Regions from separate parts of the Mus musculus genome. Here region 1 is linked to region 2. Evidence: chromatin contacts called from ENCODE Hi-C or POLR2A ChIA-PET data. All regions are on one chromosome and are shown on one strand. The core of a region is the stretch at or near the end of the contact, and the rest is flanking DNA. Distances in the headings are between cores, read along the strand shown. Region 1 holds the start of Slc44a2 (solute carrier family 44, member 2). Region 2 holds the start of Pin1 (protein (peptidyl-prolyl cis/trans isomerase) NIMA-interacting 1).

Evidence for each region. Hi-C counts contacts between places; a loop is a spot of excess contacts on that map. ChIA-PET counts read pairs that join two places held with the same protein, here RNA polymerase II (POLR2A).
Region 1: a map of regulatory T cell shows a loop between it and region 2 (4-fold over the local background). The contact joins the promoter of Slc44a2 here to the promoter of Pin1 in region 2. A Hi-C loop is called at or near these places in 1 of 37 maps with a recorded cell type or tissue (regulatory T cell). POLR2A ChIA-PET finds 5 or more read pairs at or near these places in 1 of 5 experiments (embryonic stem cell).

Annotation. Positions count from the first base shown.
Region 1 is chr9:21,318,883-21,324,725 of GRCm38, reverse strand. It overlaps Slc44a2 (solute carrier family 44, member 2), which reads right to left and starts at 4,007. Exons shown (of 23, transcript NM_001359227.1): 1 at 3,875-4,007. The coding sequence starts at 3,905. Gm39302 (predicted gene, 39302) reads left to right here and starts at 3,612. Exons shown (of 2, transcript NR_166671.1): 1 at 3,612-4,136.
Region 2 is chr9:20,650,019-20,656,371 of GRCm38, reverse strand. Pin1 (protein (peptidyl-prolyl cis/trans isomerase) NIMA-interacting 1) reads right to left here and starts at 4,254. Exons shown (of 4, transcript NM_023371.4): 1 at 4,175-4,254; 2 at 792-1,010. The coding sequence starts at 4,232.

The DNA.
Region 1 (5,843 bases), core at 2,758-5,257, 670 kb before region 2:
TGGTTGGTTGGTTGGTTAGTTAGTTAGTTAGCCAAGCTTCACTGTGCACTACTCTGCTTTGGGTTCCAGAATCTTTGCCTGCTCATGCCAAGGCTGGGCTGGGAGAAAGGCTGTGACATTAAGGACACTGCCAGGCCCTGAGCCATTTCCCTTTCCTGTGGAGCTGCCATCTTTTTCCAGATTCATGTTATCTACCGGGAAAGGCGCTTCCTGCCCTGCCCTGCCCTGCCCGGCCCGGTCGAGTCTTACGCTGTTCGTGAGGTAGGTTTGCCTGTCCATCAGTTCACGGAAAAGCCGCATCATCCATGCCAACAGCCCCAGGGGTAGCTGATGAGCACACAAGGTCCTCCCACACATCACTGACAACGGAGTCGAGCCAGGCATGCTGGCACATGCCTGTCACCCCTGCTCTTAAAAGGTGGAGCAAGATAATAAATTGAAGGCCATCCTGGGCTAGACAGTGAGTTCAAGTCCAGCCTGCACTACATGTGATGGATTCTGTGTCAAAACACAAACAGCCAGCGGGGCGTAGTGGCCCACGCCTTTAATCCCAGCACTCGGGAGGCAGAGGCAGGCTGATTTCTGAGTTCGAGGCCAGCCTGGTCTACAAAGTGAGTTCCAGACAGCCAGGGCTACACAGAGAAACCCTGTCTCAGAAAAACAAACAAACAAACAAACAAACACCAACCCCCCAAAACAACAAACAAACAAACAAACAAAAATTGCCAGCCTTATGCATAATGGTGCAGACTCAGAGAGGTCACCCACTCACCCAGTCTCACAGCCTTTAAAGATCAGAACCTTACCCAGGCGAGGTTATGCCTTTCATCCCAGCAGGGGCAGGGACAGGGGCAGAGAGCAGAGAGGCAGGGACAGAGGCAGACAGATCTAAATTCAAGGCCAGTCTGGTCTACAAATAGAGTTCGAGGACAGCCAGACAGTAAAACCCTGAAACCATGTCTCAAAACCCAGAAAGATCAGACCCCAGCTTGACTTGAAGCTGGATCTCTCTAAAGCCTTCCTGTAACAACCCCGAAGCCATTCCCATTGGTCACACTGAAGAATGGGAAAGCACTTACCGCGGGATTAGCCATTATGCCCGAGAGAAACCTGACATTGAGCTATGGCGTGATAAGTCACACAGAGGAACCCTTGGGTGTTTTTTCCCCTAGCACTACATAAACTGGGCGGGGTGGTGCACAACCATCACCTCAGAATTTAGAAGGGGAGGCAAAAGGATCAGTCATTCAGCTACATAGTGAATTTAGAAAGGAAGCTTAAACTATTTACAGCAATGTTACCGGGATGCTTGCACAGAATTTTTATTTTGGTCAGGTGGACTGAGTTTCAGGCAAAACAAGGTCCTTCCAATAGGAAGGCCTGGTAGCCTGTAATCCCAGCTACTTTTAAAGGCTGAGGTAGATGGGCGTGGTGGCGTACGCCTTTAATCCCATCATTTGGGAGGCAGAAGCAGGCGGATTTCTGAGTTCGAGGCCAGCCTGGTCTACAAAGTAAGTTCCAGGACAGCCAGGACTACACAGAGAAACCCTGTCTCGAAAAACCAAAAAAAAAAAAAAAAAAAAAAAAAAAAAAAAAGGCTGAGGTCCGAGGTACAAAGATAGGATGACTCAGGTCAAGGCTGTCTGAGCTACATCTACCTCAAGAATGTGTATGCTCGAGGCCTATGAGGCCTACGTTTAAACCTCAGTATCCATAAGGAAGAAAGGGAGGAAGGGAAGAAATGAGGGAGGGAGAAAGTAAGGATGGAAGGAAAAAAGGAAAAGAGAGAGAAAAAAAGAGAGAACAGAAAATTTCCATTTGCAGTCAAGCAGGGTGGTCCGCCTGGAGGAGGTGGTGTGGCTCTGGAAGCCAGGTAGATCCTCCTTCACAGGCTCCTGAGTCTCATAGAGAAAAATATTATGCTTTCCTTCTGCCTGGAACACACGTGTCTCAATCATCTCACCCGGCCGGCACACGCCAACCTTCATTTCTTAAAACCTTCATTTCTTAAAATAGACCCTAGTGGCTCTTTCACACATAGCATCTTGTCCGTTGCTCTACAACCTTAACAACCTACAATTACATGTTCTCACTGGTCCTTCTGGCGGTCTACGCCTTTCTCTCCTCGGTGGACTGCTGCGTTCCCAGTCAGACCTTTGCCTGAGAAAGGTTCGTTAAATTCCTGGGGGCCTGGGGCTGGGGGGTTGGGGGCTTAGCAGCAGAGTGGGATCTAGGCCAATCACTTGCTGAACACGACTGAGGCTTCCAGGCTTCCAGGCCCTACTACCCACTGAGCATGCGTGTTGCCTTGAGTTTCAGTCTCAGCGCTTGTAGAAGCCCTGGGTTCCAGCCCCACCCACACATAAACACCAGTGCTTTCTGAGCATGAGCGACCCCATCTAGATTCCAGTTCTTGCTAAACATGAGCCAGGGTTCTAGCTTCAAACCCACGGCTTACTGACCATGCGCCATGCATGAGTCTCCGATTTCCATCGCAACACAATGTACAGCCCCCCTCTGCCTCTCCCCGCAAAAAAAGTTCCACCCTTTGGACAAATTGAAGCCAGGTAAAATAATATCCACGCTCATTCTGCCCCACTTTTATTTCAAACAGACCTCGAGAAGACCAAAGATTCTCTCAGGTGTGATACCCAAGCATACTCAGGCTCCCAGACCAAGAATCCCACACCAGAGACAGCCAGAAGCACTCAATAGTTGCACAGCAACCCAAGAGCCTGGGGCTTCAGACCTTCTAGTGGTCTGGGGGCTGGCAACTTCAAGCTGGGAGAGCCCTGAAAGGCTAGGTCTTGCTACCTTCCTTTAGGCCAGGAAGGGTGTGTCACAGCCTCTGGGACCTGTCTATTCTTTTTTTTTCCTCCCCCTGGACCGCACAGACCCAGGAAAGAGGAGGAAGGCAGAGAGCCTACTTGCTTTTCTAGTTATTTTTGAACCATTTCCGGCCCCCTCCCCAAGACTCTAGAGTCTAGCAGTTTCCAGGAAGTTCCAGTCACACAAAGTGGTATATCAGGGGGAGGGATAGAGCCCCTCTGCCAGAGTCTCAGCTATGCCTCTTAAGGCTTGTGGCCGATTTAGGCCCAAGGAACCTAAAATAGATAAGAGGAAGGAGGCTCAGAGTTCAACACCCAGTCCGTGGGAACCCGGAGTCGGGTAGGGTGAGAAATCCGCATCTTGGCCCCACCCCCAGCTCCAAGTGGCTAAGGCCACCTCAGGCCTTACTGAGGTCCGGGTCTCCTGGAACCCTTAAAATTACAGGCACCTGCAACAATCAGCACAGGCAGGGAAAGTTTCTGCATTGCTCCCCGCCTGCCCGCCTCGTCTCTGACCTTCCCTGTCGCATTAGGCACCTAATTCCAGTTATACGGGACTCTTCAGCCTTGCCTCAGTTTCCCCATCTAGTACTAAGCTTGGAGTCGCTATTCTGGATGTAAATGGCGAAGATGTGGAGGACACTTGGGTCTTAAGGAGACGGGACATGTGGCGAGGTCGGGCCCCATTCTTGCCCACACCCCAAGCTAAGATCGCCTCGCATCCCCTCCCCCGCCCATCACCTAATTCTCCCAGATAACGGGACCTCCAGGCGAGGAGCATGCGCCATAAGTCCCGGCTCATCGCTCAGGAAGGGAGTAAGCTTGAAGATCCCCGAAAAGAGACACGGGGGACAACCTGGGCTAGGGCCAAGAGCTCCGGCTGAGCCAGCGCGGGATGCAGAGGCCTGAGGACGCGGACAGAAGGGCCTTCGTACTGCCTGCAGCCACGAGTGTTTTGTTTTAAGGCTCTCAGATGTTGCCCTTCCTCAAAACCCCCTCCTTCCCAAGTCAGCACAGGCGACCTACAGGCCGGAGGCTACTCCTACCATAGACTGCGTCCTTCCGATCGTCCTCCATGGCCTCAACCGAGGAGAGCTGAGTCCGAAGCCAGCGCGACCCCAACCCAAGCGGGCGGGAGACACCGCGCGCTGCTGGCCCCGCCCTGCCCCGCCTGACACCGCCCCCAGCGCGCACGCCCAAGACAGCCCCGCCCCTTAGGGGCGTGCCCAGGGAGGGGCGTTGGGGGGCAGCCACCTTCTGGTTTCCAGTCCGCTCTCTCTGTGGACAATTAGTGTGTTGCATCTGCTGGTCAGTCATTCTTTTTGTTGTTGTTGTTTTGGGTTTTGTGGGTTTGTTTTTGTTTTGTTTTTAGACAGGGTTTCTCTGTGCAGCCCTGGATGTACCGGAACTCTGTAACACGGCTGGCCTGGAACTCAAGAGATCTGTCTGCCTCAAATACTGGGATTAAAGGTGTGCTCAACCACCGCTCAGCAAGTCATTCTTTGTCCAGGTACTGAGCGCTGACTGAGCTAGGGATGCAGAAAAAGTTGTCATGTGCTCATTCATCCTATTGGTAAGATTTTGAGAGTTTGAACACAAGTCAGAAAGGAATAAAAGAGAAGGAGTGGCATGTCCCTGGGCCTCTGGGTAGGAGGTTTACGACTTTAATCTTCCAATCCCAGCACTGGGGAGGCAGAAGCTGCAGGATCTCCTTTATTATTATTATTATTATTATTATTATTATTATTATTATTTTGAGACTGAGCCTCCCTGGGGTCCTAGCTATCCTGAAAGTTGCTATGTAGACCAGACTAAGAGAGATACCCATGCCTCTATCTCTGAGTGTGGGGTTTAAAGGTGTATGCCACCATGTCCAACCTTAAAAGGTAGTTTTGAAAAACACCTATCATTCCAGCACTTGGGAGATGAAGAAGGAGGCACAGTAGTTCCAGGCTAGCCTTAGCTACACAGGAGTTTGAGGACAGCCTGGGGTACGTGAGACCCAGTCTCAATAAACAAAAATTTTCTTTGATCAGTGGAAGGTTTGAAATGTTGACAGACATGATCTAAAATAAGTTCTAGAATAACAATGATTAGGGCTGGAGCGATGTCTCAGAGGTTAAGAGCACTGCCTGCTCTCTTCCAGATCCTGTCTTTCAGAGGACCTGAGTTCAATTCCCAGCAGCCACATGGTGGTTCACAACAATATATAATGAGATCTGGTGCCCTCTTCTGGCATGCAGGCATATATGCAAGCAGAACACTATTATATACAATAAAGAAATAAATCTTGAGAAAATAAAGAATGGTTAACCTAAGCCAGGCGTGGTGGGGCACGCCTTTGATCCCAGCACTTGGGAGGCAAAGGCAGGCAGATTTCTGAGTTCGAGGCCAGCCTGGTCTACAAAATGAGTTCCAAGACAGCCAGGGCTATACAGAGAAACCCTGTCTCGATAAAAACAGAAAGAAAAAAAAAGAAAAGAAAAGAAAAGAAAAAAAGCAACCTTAGAAGTTGCTGGGCAATGGTGGCACACACCTTTAATTCCAGCACTCTGGAGGCAGAAGCAAGCAGGCAGATTTCTGAGTTTGAGTCCAGCCTGGTCTATAAAGTGAGTTCCAGGACTGCCAGGGCTATACAGAGAAACCCTGTCTCAAAAAAAACAAAAACAAAAACAAAAACAAAAACAAAAACAAAACCGGAAAAGAGCCGGATGGTGGTGGCACACTCAGGAGGTAAAGACAAGTGGATCCCTGAGTTGGAGCCCACCCTGGTCTCCAGAGTGAGGCCTAGGACATCCAGGACTACACAGAGAAACCCTGTCTTGAAACTCCCCTCCCGCCCCCCAAAATTAAAAGAGACAGTTAAAATGGAAAATGCTTAAAATAGAGGAAGGGAAGCGGGTGTGGCTTTGTGGTAGAGCATTTGGCCTAGCATGTGTAAGGCTAGGTCTATCCCCAGCTAAGAAAAAGAAAGAAGGAGAGAAAAGGAAGAGAGGAGAGAAGAGAGGAGGAGAG
Region 2 (6,353 bases), core at 3,005-5,504:
CAGCCCCAGCCTGAACCTCTGATCCTCTCTGTCTCTATCTCCATGCAGAGATTACAGGTTTGCACGACCATGCCAGGCTCACAGGGTACTAGAGGCGAAAGTCAAGGCTCCCTGTAAGTCAGGTGAGCATGCTAGCAACTGCGCTACAACCCTACTATAGTACAATATTTCTCCAGAAGTGACTGTTGACCAGACTGGGTGGAGGGTCTGGTGGGACTTCTACAAGGCCCCTGTGAAGAGCAATGTTTATTGTCCACTTGAAAGAATCTAGAATAACCTGGAAGGTGGGCTACTGGGGGATTCTCTTCTAAAAACTAGAGAGGGCCAATAGGGCCCTAGCACAGGTGTGCTGCTCTTTGTCCCTGACAATGCTGTGCTATGACCTGCTCCTTCACTGTGACTTTCCTGCTGTGCTGAATCGTGACCTGGAACTGTGACATGAGCCCAAACAAACCTTTCTCTATTAAACTGCTCCTTAGCAGTTAAAACAAACAAAAAACCAACCAATCAACCAACCTCATTTTAAAACTACTTATTTCTTGGGGCAGGGAAGCACACATGCTGTGGTGCTCTTGGGGGTGACAGAAAACTCCCAGGAGTGGGCTCTCTCCACATGTATCCCGGAATGGAACTTGGGCCCTCAGCTTTAGCAGCAAGTGCCTTTGCCTGCTGAACCCTCTTGCTGGCCCTTGTCAGAGTATTTTGTCACAGGAACAGGAAAAGAAACTGAGGTAGCCCCTGACCCAGTTGAGAGAGGACCTCCAACAAGCCCCGCTCCCTCCCCTACTCACCATTGATGAGCTCCAGGGCCTCCTCCTTGCTCCTGGTGATCTTTTCCTGCCGCCAGGATGAGGGCCTCCGAGACTGGCTGTGCTTCACCAGCAGATGTGAGCAGCGCACCTTGGCAGGCTCACCCTGGCCATTCTTGCTGCTGCCTCCAACAGTGCTGCCGCCGCTGGGCCGCTCCCACTGGCTGGCGTTGGTGATGTGATTGAAGTAGTACACCCGGCCTGGGGGAGAGCAGCACCTACTTCAGCAGGGGCTGGGCCAAGGAGGCCTCCATCTCAAAGCCAGGATAACGACTGGCTCCGGAGGTGCCTCCTTTAGCAGATCCATTTCCTGTTCTACCCCATGCTAAAGGCTGGGGAGGATGCTGTCCCCATCGGGACCTGTAGGGCTGTGCTAATGCTTTAGGTGGTACCAGACAGACACTCAATCAGTAAATCAGATAAAACAGCTTCCAGGCCTTCTAGATGGCTCTGCAGGTAAGGGAACTTGCCAAGTCTGACAACCTGAGTTTGATCTCCAGGAAGTTGCCCAGTGGAAGGAGAGAACCCATCAGCTTCGAGATGTCCTCTGACCTCCACATATATACCATGGCATAGTGCCACCTTACAAAATAAATACAATCAGATTCTCAAAAGCATCCTCAGTTATAGTTTGAGAATAGCCTTGGCTACAAGGGACCCAATTCCAAACATGTACAACAAACAGTATGGGCTGAGGTTCTAGCTCACTGGTTCAGTGCTTGCTTGGCACTTGTGAGGTTCTAGATTCAAGTCCCAGGATCACATATCACCAGAAGATAAAAAGTGTAACTGTTCTTACCCAGTGCTCCATTCCAAACAAACCCTAGGCACCACCTCCTCCATCTCTGCTACAGCAGCAGTGTTTGTGTCTTGTGCATAAACAGAGATAGAAACCCAAAGCTGTATTCTCAACCCCTGCACTGGTGGCCTAAGTCAGAGAGCAAGGAAGCAGCATTACTTGGGACCTGCTGTCACCTGAGTGACAGTGAAGAGCATAAAGGAGATGGCAAAGGAAACACCTGAAGGAAAAGTCTGGCTTAGTGAAGCATACCTGTATGCTTAGCATTAGGGAGGCTGAGGCAGGGGGATGGATGTCTGCAGTTTGAAGCCAGTAAAGGTAAGTTTGCAAGACTGCCTCCAAAAAGTGAAAGAGAAAAGAAGAGGAGAGGGGAGGGGTATGGCAGAAGCTGAAGGAAGGACCCAGTAGATTCTGGGTCACTCCAAGGGCTGAGAGTCATTCTGGGTTACACAGCTGATCTAGCAGCAGAGAAGGGCTGAGTGTTACCCATGAAAGGGCGGCTTTCATAGTTCTACTGAGAACAAATGGCAAGAATTGGGACTGGTCCATAGCTAGGCAGACGGGCAGGGGTAGAGGTGTGTGTGTGTGTATAAAAGAGTTTTACTACAGGAGGCTTCACCAGCTGCTTCTATCGGACTGGGGTTCAATTTCCAGTGCCCACCTAGAGGCTCACAACTGCCTGTAATTCTAGTCCTAGGGTGTCTAGCACCCTCTTCAGGCTTCTCTGTGGGTATTGCATGCATATGGAATACACATGCAAGTCTAATGCCCATACATGTATTAAAAAAAAAAAAAAAGTTTATGTAGCCCAGGATAGCCATGAGCTAGACCTCCTGCTTCTGTGTAAGTGCTGGAAATACAGCTGTGTGCCACCACACCCAGCTAGAAACAAGTTTCCGCTAGAAGTCACAACCCCACACTAGGAATAGAGCAGCCTGGACAGCTGGACAGGAGCTAAATCCAACTAAAACCTTCCCAACAGGCCATCTCGGTGAACCTCAGCTTTCTCATCTGCAGAGCCGGGCCAGAGGATAAGGTCATCAGAGCCGGGCATAAAGGCAGAGAACTTTAGTCCCAGTGCTGAGAGGCGAAACAGAAGGACCATGAGCTGGAAGCCGGCTTGGGCTACACAGTAAGACTTTACCTCAGCTAATTAATCTGTGTCATGTAATCCCGGTAGACACCAGAGGTTCAAGGCTATCTCTCTCTCTCTCTCTCTCTCACACACACACACACACACACACAGCCTTAAAAAGGAAAGAAAGAAAATGGTTCAATGGGTAAGTGCCTGCAGCCAAGCCTGAGGATATGAGTTACGCATGGTAGAAGGAAAAAAACTCTTGCAAGTTATTGTCTGCTCTCCACATGCACACACACTAAGTATAGTCTTACTAATAAAGACTGCCTCAATAAATACATTGGGCAAAGTGGTGCATGCCTGTAATTTCAGCACTTGGGGGAGCTGAAGCAGGGGACCAAGAATTCAAGAGTAACCTGTCTTTATGAGGCTCTGTCTAATACCTTTCCACATCCACCCTCGACAAAATGGGGAAAGTGAATGACATTAAACCTAGCTGGGTTAATTCAGAGAGAGCCATAAGCAGTGTCCAGAACCCTGATGCTTAATAACTAAGAATTCTGAGAGAGCTCTGTAGGCTGCAGAGACCCTAGCTCTACCTGAGGTCCTTGTAGGCTACTCTAGGCGTTGCCACTGACACCGAGGAAGGCTATGCTTGGGATCAAAAGAAGTAAAAATAAAAATAAAATTAAAAATCATTGCAATCCAGGGCATTCCTAGTAACTGAAGTGCATTATCAGATGAGTTCTTTCCGTGTCCTGGCCTCAGTTTCTCTCACCTCAAAAATGAGAGCAAGTCTTCTTTTGAAAGAGGGTAGCTACAGAGAGGAGGAGGAGGAGGAGGAGGAGGAGGAGGAGGAGGAGGAGGAGGAGGGAGAGAATAAGCCAAGGAAAAAGAGGGAGGGAGATATGGAGGTGGGGGTGGGGATAGGGGAAGAGGAAGAGAGAGGAGAGGAGAGAAGAGAGGAGGGTAGGGGGGAGAGGGAGAGAGAGAGAGAGTGGGAGAACGTGAGACCACACCGACGTGGACTTATGAAAGAACTTAAAGTCTTTCAAAGAGCTTGGTACCATGCTTGACCCAGAGACGAACTGGCCTGGTTAGAAGCCATCACTGCCGCAGGGTCCCGATGGGGGTTGGGGGGTGGGATGAGCAGGCACGTGTCTCGGATGCTGCGGGAGAACTCAGATCAGGGCGGCCCACGCCCTCTGCACTGAGTCCGGATCTCTTCCTCTCAAGGGAGCCCCGAGGTGCAGCCTCGTCACCTCTGAGCACCGGAGCCCAGCGGTGGGCGAGGACGGGGGCGCGTCTGTGCCTGCCCCACCTCCTACCTCAGTTTCTGGCTTTCCGGGCCCGTTATCCGCGGAGGAGGCCAGATCTCCATGCCCGAATCAGGCCGGTGATGAGACTCGCCTGTCTCGGCAAGCTCCAGCCTAACTTCCGAGAGCTCGCGAGGCCCCGCCCTGGCCCCGGGCGACCCCCAAGAGGTACCTGAGCTGCGACTCATACGCTTCTCCCAGCCTGGTGGCAGCTTCTCCTCGTCCGCCATCTTCCCTCCTGCCGCAGCGCCTGCTCCGCCTCCGCGGCTCTGACCCCGCGCCAGAGCAGCGCCGCTGGTGATTGGCTCGTCCAATAGAAACGCCAATTGGACGGCAACACGGAGCCGCGAGCACGCGAGCTTTTTATTGGACTCCCCCGCGGTCGGACCGCCCCTACACACAGCCTCCCACCTTCCCAACACCACTGCCGATTGGCTCGTCTGGAAGCTACGTCTATTGGGTGCTCCAACCGGGAAAGTGGCTCCCTCTAAGCGTCAAAAGGCTCTCTTGGTTCGCTTAGGCCACAAAATAGAGCTTATTTGACTGGCTCCTGAGGCAGCCAATCCGGCCTTCTTGAGCCTTTCTCGGAGGTCCGCCAACATCCGCGCGGAAGTGGCCAGCAGGAACTAAGATACAAGGTACTTTTGCTGTACTTTGCCGTTGCCATAGCAATGCAGTTGCCTTGGTGACTATGCAGCGCCTAACTATGCAGAGGCTAACTATGTAGAGCCTAAATTTGGCTTTTGAGTTCTCCTTCTTCCCACTGTTTTTTCCCAAATGTCCAAAGCGAAACCAGTCCCGTTTGGTTTTCACAAGGCGAACCATTTCACTGGTCCATTCACCCACTTTCCGTGTCTTTTTTAGAACCTACTTCGACTTATTCCTTCTCCATGGGCTCCTCCTGGCTTCTAGGCAGGTGACTGATGGGTGAGAGCGGTACCACTAGGATGAGGAAAGGGAGTAGGAGGGGGTGGACAGCTCCAACGATCAGTTTTAGTCAATTGGTAGTCTAAGGAAAAGGGTGTGCTAGTGTGTACCTTCAATCCCAGTACTCAGGAGGCAAAGGCAGGCAATTCTCTGAGTTCGAGAACAGCCTGCTCTTCAAAGTGAATTTCAGGACAGACAGGGCTTCACAGGAAACCTTGTTTCAACAAACAAACGAACAAACAAGCAAAAGGAAAAAAAAAATCTGTGTAGAGCTAGAGAGATGGCTCAGTGGTTAAGAGCCCTAGCTACTCTTCCACAAGACCTTTTCAATTCACCAGGCCTGAACGTAGTATGCATTCACACATACATGCAGGCAAAACATTCATATACATTAGAACTTTAAAATGTTACTTTATGCCTAGTGGTGGTGGCAAATGCCTTTAATCCTAGCACTTGGAAGGCAGAGGTAATCAGATCTCCAAGCTCAAGGCCAGGCTGGTGTACAAAGTGAATTCCAGGACAGCCAGAGTTACACAGAGAAACCCTATCTCCAGAATTTTTTTTTTTAAAGTTACTTTACAAAAGATTACATTTATAAGGGATACTGCCAAGAAAACTGTAGTCAAGAGCACAATTTGTGGCAATCTGATCTCTCCTTTCACCATGGGATTCTGGAGGTCAAACTAAAGTTGTCAGGCTTCGTGGCAAGTTACCCGTCTTGCTGGCCCTAGATAATTAATGATTTTCAAAGACACTGATGGGGGAGGGGTTCAATGAGTTCACCAATAGTGAAAACCTCTGTGTGACTTAAAAAAGATGGCACTCAGTGACATGAACTCATGAGAAGGGATTAGAAGCAAGATTCGACTGGGTTTAAAGCCAGGCTCTACCACTTACTGTGAACTGCTTAACCTCAATGATAGAGCCTTACAGTAGCAAAGCATGGGCCCAAGGACAGCACTCAGTGGCTAAGAGCATTTGCTACCAAGCCTGAGGACTTGACACACAAACATCTTTGTGAGTTTGAAGCCAGCCTGGTTTATACAGTGAGTTCCAAGACACCCAGGACTACACAGAAAGACCCAGTCTAAAAAAAAAAAAAAAAAAAGAAAAGAAAAAAAAGAAAGTGAGAATAGCTCAGACCTAGAGTTCAAACCATAATAGCAAAAAATGACATGACAGACTTAATAAGGCTACTTTCTTATCTGAAACCAGTATAGAAGAATATAGACCAGATAAGAAGCCTCACTCTTCCTAGCCAGAAATACTCCATGCACTCACATAGGTTCCCATTAAAAGTGTTTATTTTGCTGGATGTGGTAGCACATGATTTTAACCCCAGCACTGGGGAGGCAGAGACAGATGGATCTACAAAAGGCCAGCCTGGTCTACAAAAGGAGTTCCAGGAGAGTTAGGGCTGTTAC